Regions from separate parts of the Homo sapiens genome. Here region 2 is linked to region 1. Evidence: read pairs that join two places in POLR2A ChIA-PET (ENCODE). Cell type or tissue: MCF 10A. All regions are shown on one strand. Links, peaks and the distances in the headings refer to the core of each region. The heading gives the core; the rest is flanking DNA.

Region 1 (6,378 bases), core at 705-5,704:
ACTGGGGCTTCTTGATGGTATGGGAGAGGGAAACTACAGCCAAAGAGCAGCAAGAAAGGAATAACTACAGTTCCCGTGGTGGCCCTGCTTTCTCCTCTGTTCTGATCCCAAAGTGGTTGATTCCTTCCCCTCACCCTTGTCTCAGACCAACCACTCTAGCACTCCTAGTTTACCCATTCCATTAGCTCCTTTATAAGCAGACACCAGCAACATGAGGCAGTAGGGGAAGAAAAGGATAGGACAAATTCCTCGGAGCTCTGTGGATCTTGAAAAGAGTCCATCCCTGTTGGTCAGAATATTTCAGGACTTTACGGAGAGCACAGTGAAATAGTAAGAGTGATGGGCCTGTGCCACCCAGTCGGGCCAGGATCTTCTGAAGTCTGATCCTAGCCAGGTGCACTGGGGCACACCTGTAGTCCCAAAGACTTGGGAGAATGAAATGGGAGGATCACTTGAGCCCAGGAGTTTGAAGCTGCTGTGAGCTATGATTGCGGCACTGCATTCCATCCATGGGTGACAGAGTGAAACTCCATATCAAAAAATATACACAAAAAACAAAGTCTGATCCTTGCTAGGATACAAGAGGGAAATCCAGCGGCAGATAGACAGGCCTTATTTATGAAAACAAACAAGACCATGGCATCCCATGGAATTTCTAAGGTACATTTTATAATGGGACCCCTTGAGATTTTACCACACCAGCATTTTTAGTGACTGAAAGGATGAAAATTCTGATCAGGCCCTTGCTTGCTTGCACTTGTGTTTTGCCCAATATTCCTTCTATAATATAATTATAAACTGCTGATGTACTGTTTTCTTTGTCAAGCAAAAGAATATAACTTCAGGGTCTTGAAAAAAAAATTGCAGAAGGAACAGGCATAGTGGCTCATGCCTGTAATCCCAGCACTTCGGGAGGCGGAGGCAGGCAGATTACTTGAGGTCATGAGTTCGAGACAACCTTGGCCAACATAGTGAAACATCATCTCTACCAAAAAAAAACAAAAAACAAAAATTAGCTGGGTGATACGTGCCTGTAGTCCCAGTTATTCAGGAGGCTGAGGTGGCAGAATCGCTTGAACCTGGGAGACGGAGGTTACAGTGAGCTGAGATCATGTCACTGCAGTCCAGCCTGGGCAATAGAGTGAGACCCTGTCTCAAAAAAAAAAAAAAAAAAAAGCAGAAGATTCGGATGAATTACTTTAAGGATGTTATGTCCAATTGCTGATGCCCAGAAGTCTGGTTGTTCAAGGCATTATCGGAGACTGAAGAAACATAGACTTTTCCCCTCAGGTCTCTGAAACTCCCCCTCCTTTACTCTCCAGCTGCATAAAAACTCCCCACTTCGGGCCAGGCACAGTGGCTCAAGCCTGTAATCCCAGCACTTTGGGAGGCCGAGGCCGGCAGATCACCTGAGGTCAGGAGTCTGAGAACAGCCTGGCCAACATGGTGAAACCCTGTCTCTACTAAACATACAAAAATTAGCCAGGCGTAGTGGTGCACACTGTAATCCCAGCTACTAGGGAGGCTGAGGCAGGAGAATCACTTGAACCTGCAGCCTCGACGTTCCAGGCTCAAGGGATTCTCCCACCTCAGCCTCCTGAGTAGCTGCGACCACAGGCGACTGCCACCACACCCAGCTAATTTTATTTTATTTTGTAGTGACAAGTCTTATTATATGCCCAGGCTGGAAATTCATCTTTTAATTCCCATAGGTGAGCCCTCTGCCAAAACAGTAGTAAAAAGCTGGAAGTACTTTAAAGCCCAGCTGTAGAAAGAGTTTTAAATCACTCATTTTGCATGTCATCCTGCTCTTGGACAGATTCAAGACTTACTGCTAACTGAAAAGATGGGTGAAGAGTAGTGTGTAGTGTGGGGTTTTTGAGTAAGGGGAAAATGGAGGAAATATATTTATGCATATTAATATATATACATGTATGGGAACCTCCCACACGAGCGGGTTCCCAAAATATTAGGAAAAATAACAATAAAAATAATGCAAATACAAACAACACAGTATAACTACATTGTATTAGGTATTACAAGTAATCCATAGCTGATTTAAAGTGTGTGGGAGGATGTGCGTAGTTGTAGGTAAATACTATGCCATTTTATAGGAGGGACTTCAGCATCCGCAGATTTTAGTATGGGGTGCTTGCTGTCCTGGAGCTAATCTGCCTGCGGATACCGAGGGACGACTGGAGATCATCTAGGAAGGGCACGCAAAAACCCTAACAGTGGTTGCTTCGGGGAAAGAGAATGGGGGAACTCAGGGTAGGGATGCAAAAGAGACTTGCCGCCGCGAATCACGCCGAGGTGCCCCGCATCCAGCCCTGTGCTCCCGCCCCGGTCCAGGCGCGCTGCCAGGCAGAGTCCCTTGCCCAGCCCCAGAGAAGGCAGCCCATCTCCTGGGCACCGATCCTGAACGTCGGCCAACCTTGCAGGCCTAGCGAAGACCCCAAATTCGACGCGGCAGGCCTGAGGCCTGGGGAAAAAGTGACCCGAATTTCCCGCAATCTCAAGGACACCCAGGGGCGCTCCAGCCCCTCACAGCCCTCCTCCCTCATTCACTCTCACGCCTCGCCTCGCCTCCGGCTCCGGCCTCTCCGCGCCCAGTCACTCCCACGCCCCGTCACTCCCACGCCCCGCCCCTCCTCTCACCCGCGTAGTGCTCTCAGTCTCTCTTGCGCCCCGCCCTTCTGCCCTGCGTCACTCGTGAGCCCCGCCCCTCCTCTCGTCCCGCCCCCCTCTCGTCCCGCCCCTCCTCTCGTCCCTCCCCTCCGCTCGCCCCTCCCCTCCTCTCGTCCCGCCCCGCCCTTCTGCCCTTCGTCACTCGTGAGCCCCGCCCCTCCTCTCGCCGCGCCCCGCCCCACGGCTCGCAGAGGTCCGGAGCTTTCCCGTCAGCAATGAGTCAAGACCGGAAGTCTGGGAAAGGGTGCTCTCAGTTCCCGACAGCGGGGGCTGGACAAGACGGAGACGGTACTGGCAATACGTCGGTTGAAGGGAAGCGGAGCGGAGCACGCGCGGGCTGTGACGAGGGAGCGGAGAAACAGCTGTCCCGTTAGCCTCGTGTTGACGTCCCGGGTTCAGCCCCAGGAGGACGAAAAGACTGTGCCGTGTCCTTCCCGAGGGGAGTGGCGTTCCCATTGACCTGCATACCTCACCTCATACTCGTGCGTGGACGTGTTCCAGCCAAGTCCCGTTCACTCCAGCTCCTCCGTCTCCACCCTAATCCTAATTATTGGTGTTTCGTTTGAAAGGGTTCTGTGAATTTGTCAAGCAGGAAAATTTGGGGTCCGACAGAATTAAGCAATTCTCTTTAATTAAATAGCTTGCGGAGTCTTTAATTTGTTAATATGCATTTTTCTAATCGTAACTAACTTTTGCTTTACATTTACTTTTTTTTTTGAGACGGAGTTTGGCTCTTGGCTCTTGTTGCCCAGCCTGGAGTGCAATGGCGCGATCTCCGCTCACTGCAACCTCCGCCTCCCAGGTGCAAGCGATTCTCCTGGCTCAGCCTCCCGAGTAGCTGGGATTTCAGGCATGTGCCACCACGCCCAGCTAATTTTGTATTTTTAGTAGAGATGGGGGTTTCTCCGTGTTGGTCAGGCTGGTCTGGAACTCCCGACCTCAGGTGATCCACCCGCCTCGGCCTCCCAAAGTGCTGGAATTAAGGCGTGAGCCACCACCGTGCGTGGCCTGCTTTACATTTACTTTCTGTAAGGCTAAGTAATTTACAGTGTCATCTAATCCTTTTAATAATCTTATGAAGTAACCATTATCAAGATATTACAGATGAAGAAATAAAATTGTAGAGACATGCCCAAGATCCCCTTATATTAAGTGACGGAGCTAAATCCAAACCCAAATCATTTATACTGATTGCCCGCAAATCCCTTTTTACACTGGTGCATCACTTGAAACCAGTCCTACAAAGAATGTGCTTTTATCTTGGAGTCCTTGGAGAGGTAAACTGAGGTTCGAACCAAATAAAGGAACATGAGCCCCGGCCCTACCATGGAAGGGGTGGATTGCCTAGCTTCTTCTGGCCACAAGGTGAGGCAGTGAGGAAACTGCAGGAGGCTGGGTTTGGGGTCCCAGCAGTACTTCCTGCTGCCTTGAACAAATGCAGCTGCTCACTTTTACACCCCTTGCAGAACACTCCCCAAATATACCAGTGAAACCCTGAAGGCAAGGCCAGTGCTGGAAGGAATCTAAGCCTCCTGCTCCTGAGGGAAAGGATTTTATTTATTTATTTTTATTTTATTTTTGAGACGGAGTCTGGCTCTGTCGCCCAGGCTGGAGTGCAGTGGTGCTATCTCGGCTCACTGCAACCTCCGCCTCCCCTCCCGGGTTCAAGAGATTCTCCTGCCTCAGCTTCCAGAGTAGCTGGGATTACAGGCGCACGCCACCACACCCGGCTAATTTTTGTATTTTTGGTAGAGACGGGTTTCACCATGTTGGTCAGGCTGGTCTCGAACTCCTGACCTCATGATCCGCTCACCTGGGCCTCTGAAAGTGCTAGGATTACAGGCCTGAGCACCGCGCCCGGCCAGGAATGGATTTTAAAACCCTTAGGAGGCCGGGCACCGTGGCTCACGCCTGTAATCCCAGCACTTTGGGAAGCCGAGGCGGGCGGATCACGAGGTCAGGAGATCGAGACCATCCCGGCTAACACGGTGAAACCCCGTATCTACTAAAAATATTAAAAATTAGCTAGGCATGGTGGCGTTCGCCTGTAGTCCCAGCTATTCGGGAGGCTGAGCCAGGAGAATGGCATGAACCCGGGAGGGGAGGCGGAGCTGGCAGTGAGCCGATATCACACCACTGTACTCCAACCTGGGTGCGACACTCTGTCTCAAAAAAAATATAAATATAAATATAAATAAATAAATAAAAACCCTTAGGAGTAGGTGGTGAGAACTTCACCCAGCCCTATCAGGAGTTGGGGGTATGGAGAGAGGAATGGATTTTGAACAGATTTGACTCCCATCTCCTTCTAAGGGAAGATACATAGACAAGAATAAATGTCTTTTGTAGAAGTCTGGGAATAAGACAAGGAAGCCCACTGGGCAGGGACTTGGCAACTAGAGGCAAATAGAATGGTATGAGACCACGGACTTGAGAAGTTCATGTTAGGATGATACTCCAAAAGGCCCAGCAGAAAAAAGCTGCACCTTGCTCAGCACAGGGTACCCAGGGACAAGGCCAGTCCAACACATCGGAGAGCATTAGGGTGCCAGAGTCCAGCCACAGGGACCTGAGGTTGCCTCCGTTTTCTGCTACCTCTAGGTCATTGGTTGCTCCACCTTCACCAAGATGCTACCTCGGGGAAGATAAGGGAGTGTTCCAATTACCTATTGGTGTGTAACAAACCACTCCAAACTTACTGGTACAAAACAGCAACCAGTTTATTATGTCATGGATTCTGTGGGTCAAGAATTCGGAAAGGGTATAGTGGGGATGACTTGTCTCTGCTTCAGAATCACTGAGACTTCAGCTGAGAAGACTTGGAAGCCTGAGATGACTTAAAAGCTTGGGGCTGGAATCATTTGGAGTTGCTCATTCACATATGTAAAAGGTAAACTAAGGCACAAAAAAAAAATTTTAAGAGCTCATTTGACCAGCCGGGTGCTGTGGCTCATGCCTGTAATCCCAGCACTTTGGGAGGCCGAGTCGGGTGGATCACGAGGTCAGGATTTGAGACCAGTCTGGCCAACATAATGAAACCCCGTCTCTACTAAAAATACAAAAAATTAGCCAGGCGTGGTGGCACGCGCCTGTAATCCCAGCTACTTGGGAGGCTGAGGCAGGAGAAATGTGTGACTGGGGAGGCAGAGGTTGCAGTGAGCCGAGATCGCACCACTGCACTCCAGCCCAGGTGACAGTGCGAGACTCCATCTCAAAAAAAAAAAAAATAGAGTTCATTTGAATAGGAAGCAATTAATGAATTGGGAAATACCAAACCAAAAGAAGTTTAATTTTCTCATGACAAATCATCAGGGGCAAGTATTTATGGGGTAAATGTGGAGCAAAATAAATAATTTGATTGATTGCAATTTTACAGTTGCCTTATTCATTCATTCACCTTCTTGGAAAGTCCCTAGTTATATAAGTTTTTGGCTACTTCCAATTGGTTGAGCTTAAGTTTTGTTTTTCTTTAATACAGGCATTTACAAGAAATGGCTCAACATAAGTTTCCCTTGTGTTTGTAAATCAAGGTTGAGGTCACTTATGAGGCCTAACTGGTTTTGTCTGCTCAGAGATTCTTCAGGCCTGGTCTCCATTTTAATTTACTTCAACATATGTCTGAGGTTATGCTGGCTGTTGGCTGGGATCTCGGCTAGGATTGTCAGCAGGAACACCTACGTGGTTTCTCCA
Region 2 (6,378 bases), core at 432-5,431, 140 kb after region 1:
GTGGACCACGAGGTCAGGAGATCGAGACCATCCTGATGAAACCCTGTCTCTACTAAAAATACAAAAATTAGCTGGGTGTGGTGGCACGGGCCTATAGTCCCAGCTAGTTGGGAGGCTGAGGCAGGAGAATCGCTTGAACCAGGGAGGCAGAGGTTACAGTGAGCTGAGATCCTGCCACTGCACTCCAGCCTGGCAACAGAGTGAGACTCCATCTACACTAAAGTCTAAATTTCACGTAATTTTTATGCGTTACAAAATATTCTTCTTTAAAAAATGTTTAATATTAATGTAAAACCATTCTTAGCTCACAGGCAGCAGGCCAGATTGGGCTCGTAGGTCATAAATTGTCAATATCTGCCTCAGGCGACTAAATGCCCAAGTATGCTCCAACAGTTAATTGTATAATAATAAATAGTAATAAGTCAGTCTGGGCGTGGTGGCTCACACCTGTAATCCCAGCACTTTGGGAGGCCAAGGCAGGTGGATCACCTGAGGTCAGAAGTTCAAGACCAGCCCAGCCAACATGGTGAAACACCATCTCTATTAAAAATACAAAAATTAGCTGGGTGGTGGTGGGTGCCTGTAATCCCAGCTACTCAGGAGGCTGAGGCATGGGAATCGCTTGAATCCGGGAGGCAGAGGTTGTAGTGAGCTGAGATCGTGCCACCACACTCCAGCCTAGGGGATAGAGAGAGACTCTGTCTCCAAAAAAAATGTAATAAGTCAAAGAAGACAGGTGGGGTGCAGTGGTTCACTCCTGTAATCCTAGCACTTTGGAAGGCCAGGGCGGGCAGATCACTTGAGGTCAGAAGTTCAAGACCAGCCTGGCCAACATGATGAAACCCTGCCTCTACTGAAAATACAAAAATTGGCCAGGCATGGTGGCGTATGCCTGTAGTCCTAGCTACTCGGTTGACTGAGGCATGAGAATCGCTTGAACCCAGGAGATGGAGGTTGCAGTGAGCCAAGATCATGCCACTGCACTTCAGCCTGGGCGACAGAGCAAGACTCTGTCTCAATAAATGAATAAATAAGTAAATAAATAAGTCAAAGAAGACAGACATCAGCCGGGACCAAAAGAATCAAAAACTTCCTGGGGAAAGTGAAATTTGGGTTAGGCCTTAAACGAAGAGTAGAATATAAACAAATGGAGAATGGGAGAGAAGAAAGAGGAAAAGATGTGTCTCTTCAGTATCCGAGTGACAATAAGAAAAAAAATGGTGAAAGAAAACTCAGGTTTTGAATGGAGAAATTGCAGGAGATATGGCAGGGTCCTGAATATCAGAGTAAGGAATTTAAATTTAGCCTTCATACAAATAGCACCTTTAGTTTATTCTTGCAGAAGAAACATAGGACTGATTTGACAAGAGAAAGACTAAGAGCAGGAAGGCCAAGATGAGGACGCTGCAGTTGTACAAAGTGTAGGATCTTGGGTGAGCGTAGTGACAGTAACAGAAGAGAAGAGACAGCATCAAGAAACATGTGACATAAGAAATCTACAAGACTTGGTGACTAGAAAGATTTAGAGGAGGATTCACAGTGATTTTGGAATTCAAGATCGGGAAATTGGGAAAATTCTTCAAACTTTCATTGGCTATTAAGCACACATTATGACCAGGACAGATGCTGAGTGTTTGGATAGAAAAACCTACACAACATAGAGCTTATGGTGTGGTAGGGGAGAGACAGTCATGTGAATGCAAAGGCATGATATTGTTATAGGTTATCTGATAGAAGTCTGGGCAAGTGCAGTGGGAGTCCAGAGAAAGGAACAGAATGAAATGCAATCTGCAGAGGCATTAGAAGTGACTACTCAACCTGAGCCACACAGTGAGACTCCATCTCTACAAAAAATAAAAATAAAAATTAGCTGAGTGTGATAGTGTGCACCTATAGTCCCAGCTACTTAGGAGGCTGAGGCAGGAGGATCGTTTGAGCTCAGGAAGTTGAAGCTGCATTGAGCCATGATCACACCACTGCATTCCAGTCTGGGTGACAGAGTGAGACCCTGTCTCAAAAAAATAAAAATAAAAAAGAGTGACTATTAAGAACAGCAAGATTTGTCCAGGCACAGTGGCTCATGCCTGTAATCCCAGCACTTTGGGAAGCCAAGGCAGGAGGATATTTTGAGCTCAGTAGTTCAAGACCAGCCTGGGCAACATAGTGAGACCCCGTCTGTACAAAAAATAAAAAATAAAAATAAAAAGAACAGCAAGATTTCCTGGAACTAGAGTTGTAGATTTTAGAGACATTCACATACTGAGATGAGGGTGAACGAAATGAAGCATATAAACTCTGTAAACTGTGATGTTAAAATATTAGACATTTTTACTTTTTACCAGAGCCTTGTGTAGAAATTAAGCATTAGGGAAGAACATGAAAGAAGGGTAGGAAGGTTAAGATCAAGCTTTAGGTCACAGGCGTGGCAGCTCACACCTGCAATCCTGACACTTTGGGAGGCCAAGGCAGCTGGATCATTTGAGGCCAGGAGTTTGAGACCAGCCTGACCAAGAGGGCGAAATACTGTCTCTACTAAAAGTACAAAAATTAGCCAGGTGTGGTGGCAGGCGCCTGTAATCCAAGCTACTCTGGAGGCTGAGGCACGAGGATTGTTTGAGCCCAGGAAGTGGAGGTTGCAGTGAGCCAAGATTGCACACGGCACTCCAGCCTCAGTGACAGAGCAAGACTCTATCTCAAAGAAGAAAAGAAAAAAAAAAAAGAGCATTTGGGAACAAAAAAAACCCATAGTTTCCATAGTTTTTCCTAACCCATGGGCCTAGAAAAAAGGAGGATCAATTAGAGAAGAAAGAAAAAAAGACCTATTAGAAATAGAAATGGAGAACCAAGAATACATAACATCATAGAGGTTAGGGAGAATAAGTTTCAAAGAAAAGAAAATAGTTGTTAGGAGGTCAAAAGCAGAAGGGAGTTTGGTTGATTGGGAGAAACATGAAAGAAAGCCCATTGAATTCAATAGACCACAGGTGATTGGTGGTAAATTTAAAGAAAGAAGATTAAAACCAGATTATAAGTCTCAAAAGAAAGGAACTCTTCCTGTTCAAAGTGTTTGTGCCAGAATCTGGGAGGCCAAATAGGACACAACAGGCCCAGACTGGATATTTGGCTCAGTAGATACCTGAATGAGGTCAGCCAGATAGCAAACGCAAACATGGCAAGTAGGAACAGCAGGTAGGAACAGTTCAGAAGTATGAAAGGAGTCACGAATAGGACTAGAAGACTAACGGAAGTCTGGCCAGGCAGGAGGATTGCTGGAGCCCAGAAGTTCGAGACCACTCTGGGCAATATAGTGAGACCCTGTTTCTTCAAAAAATAAACAAAATTAGCCAGGTGTGGTGGCATGCACCTGTAGTCCTAGCTACCTGGGAGGACAAGGAAGGAAATTCATTCACTTGAGCCCAGGAAGTGGAGGCCACAGTGAGCAGTGGTCACACCACTGCACTCCTGTCTGGGCAACAGAACAAGGCCTGTCTCCGAGTTTATTTTATTTTATTTTGTTTTATTTTTTAATTAATTAATTATATATTTTGAGACAAAGTCTCCCTCTGTCACCCAGGCTGGAGCGCAATGGCACGATCTCGGTTCCCTGCAACCTCCGCCTCCCAGGTTCAAGGCATTCCCAAGCCTCAGCCTCCTGAGTAGCCGGGGTTATAGGCACCACCACCACACCTGGCTATTTTTTGTATTTTCAGTAGAGACGGGGTTTCACCATGTTGGCCAGGCTGGTTTCGAACTCAAGTGATCCACCTGCCTCGCCTCCCGGAGTGGGCATGAGCCACCACGCCCATCATGTCTCAGAATTTTTTTTTTTTTTTTTTTTTTTTTTTGAGACGGAGTCTCGCTCTGTCGCCCAGGCCGGACTGCGGACTGCAGTGGCGCAATCTCGGCTCACTGCAAGCTCCGCTTCCCGGGTTCACACCATTCTCCTGCCTCAGCCTCCCGAGTAGCTGGGACTACAGGCGCCCGCCACCGCGCCCGGCTAATTTTTTGTATTTTTAGTAGAGACGGGGTTTCACCTTGTTAGCCAGGATGGTCTCGATCTCCTGACCTCATGATCCACCCGCCTCGGCCTCCCAAAGTGCTGGGATTACAGGCGTGAGCCACCGCGCCCGGCCTCAGAATTTTTTTTAAAAAAAGCTATGAAAGGCCGGGCGTGGTGGCTCACACCTGTAATCCCAGCATTTTGGGAGGCCGAGGTGGGTGCACCACGAGGTCAGGAGTTCAAGACCAGTCTGGCCAATATAGTGAAACCCCATCTCTACTAAAAATACAAAAAGTAGCCGGGCATGGTGGCGTGCGCCTGTAGTCCCAGCTACTCAGGAGGCTGAGGCAGGAGAATCGCTTGAACCCAGAAGGAGAAAGTTGCAGTGAGCCGAGATCAAGACACTGCACTCCAACCTGGGTGACAGAGCTGTGAAAGACAGCAGCTAGGCCAAGTGCGGTGGCTCACACCTGTAACTCCAGCACTTGGGAGGCAGAGGCAGGTGGCCCACCTGAGGTCAGGAGTTCAAGACCAGCCTGACCAACATGGTGAAACCCAGTCTCTACTAAAAATACAAAATTAGCCAGATGTGGTGGTGCATGTCTGTAATCCCAGCTACTTGGGAGGCTGAGGCAGGAGAATTGCTTGAACCCAAGAGGCAGAGGTTGCAGTGAGCCGAGATCATGCCACTGCATGGCACTCCCAGCCTGGGCAACAAGAGCAAAACTCCATCTCAAAAAAAAAAAAATTAAAAAATTAAAAAAGAAAGCAGCTAAAAGGGAAATAGAAATGTATTCAGATGATAGTGCTAGCAAAATGCCTGGCACAAAGTAGATACCCATTACATATTTATTGAATGAATGAGTGTGCTCATTCACAAACAATAGCATATGATGTTGCATGAAAAGAGCACGGGTTTGAAATCAGATCTTAATTTGTATCCTAGTCCATTTATTCATTCCATAAATATTTATTATATATGCTTGGAGTACATAAGACCCTAAGGATCCCCAAATGACAGGTGCAGCCCTTGACTTCATCAACTCACAGTTGATTGATAGAGTCAAAAAGAAACAGTCAGTTGTTCTGCAATGTGATAAGTGCTGTCACAAATTTGTGTACAGAGGTGTAGATCTATTAGGCTCACAGAGGTGATCTGCTCTACCCAGGCCTGAAGGACCAAGAGGATCAGGAGGATCGAGGAGGAGGGTTTGAAAGTAAGGGTGTGTGACGTGATTCCAACCAGAGGGAACAACAAGGGCAGTTGTTCAGAGGTGAGTGAGCACAGCTTGTTCAGGGAACTCTAAATGCCTAAGCACATCTAGAGCCAAAGTGTGATGTGCTAGGTCAGGGGAGGGAAGTGGGGACAGAATAGATGAGGCCAGAGTGATTAAATAGGGGCCAGATCACAAAGGACTTTGTGTGACATGCTAAAGAGATTGGATTTTATCGTGAAGGTGATGGAAAGCAAATGAAGAATTTTAAGCAGAGGAGAGACATGATCAAATTTGCATTTTAGAAATAGCAACAGCATGGAGGATGGGTTGGAAGGAGATGAGGCTGGGAGCAGGGAGAATAATTGAATAGTCTACTGCAGCAGTAAGTGAAAAATGATGAGGGCCTAAACTCAGCTAAGAGGTAGTGGGCATGTAGAGGTCAGAAGATAGGAATGACAGGTCATGGCATTTGGTCATTTATAGGGAGTGAGGGAGAGAAAGGAGACTAGGTGACTCACCAGTTTCTGGTTTTGTATCTGGGAGAAGACAGCAGTAAAAGGGGAAGGAAACGAAGAAGGTAAGAGAATGAATATGTGTTGATTTCCTTCCATATTTCAAGCACCGTGTAAGGAATTTTACATTTTACTACTTTATTACTTTGTTTAATCTTCACAGCAAACCTGGATAATGAGTGTTTTAACCCTTTTTTTTTCCAGGTGAGAAAACTGAAATTCAGAGAGCTTAACCCATCAGGTCACAATCCTCACAGGTGTTTTTCAGACCCTGGCCTGGAAAAGGCATGTTGGAAGAGGGTGAGGGTGTCAGTTAACCCTGAAAGCCTGTTCACCATGGATGCCAGGGGCATCCTGCAGCAGATTCCACTCTCCATCTGCATTACAGCAGTGACCCTGAAGCCAGGGGAGGGTTTGTGTACACAGAAGAGCAAACTCAAAGCAGTCTGTTCCCAAGGCAACCCCATCTCAAAGAACTTCAAGGTGGACTTCTCCAAGAAGAACAAGGCTCGGTGTAATCCCTGGCCCCAGGTGAAGGGCATCCCTGGACCAGAACATCTTTCTAGCCTAGCCTCTCCCTAAGCATTCAAAGCTGATGTAGGAAGAGGAAGTATGCCTCCCTTCCCTGGTCCGGTATTGGCTCAGCCTG

Evidence for each region. ChIA-PET counts read pairs that join two places held together with the same protein. Peaks named below come from ENCODE experiments on the same cell type or tissue, not always from the same donor. Only the 100,000 strongest peaks of a DNase experiment are listed, where the experiment ranks them.
Region 2: POLR2A ChIA-PET joins it to region 1 with 7 read pairs; 10 of 35 experiments call an interaction of 5 or more read pairs at or near these places.

What each region holds. Positions count from the first base shown.
Region 1 is chr1:161,386,513-161,392,890 of GRCh38, reverse strand. It overlaps LOC124904443 (a long non-coding RNA gene), which reads right to left. Exons shown (of 2, transcript XR_007066693.1): 2 at 5,384-6,378. Among named protein-coding and RNA genes, the nearest start is that of TRV-CAC1-1, 10 kb to the left of the region's middle. RefSeq lists a silencer at 2,610-2,829 and an enhancer at 3,010-3,209. In MCF 10A, for the core only: no CTCF peak of the experiment used is centred there; a DNase peak (open chromatin) is centred at 2,910.
Region 2 is chr1:161,241,852-161,248,229 of GRCh38, reverse strand. No RefSeq gene overlaps it. Among named protein-coding and RNA genes, the nearest start is that of NR1I3, 6.8 kb to the right of the region's middle. In MCF 10A, for the core only: no CTCF peak of the experiment used is centred there; no DNase peak of the experiment used is centred there.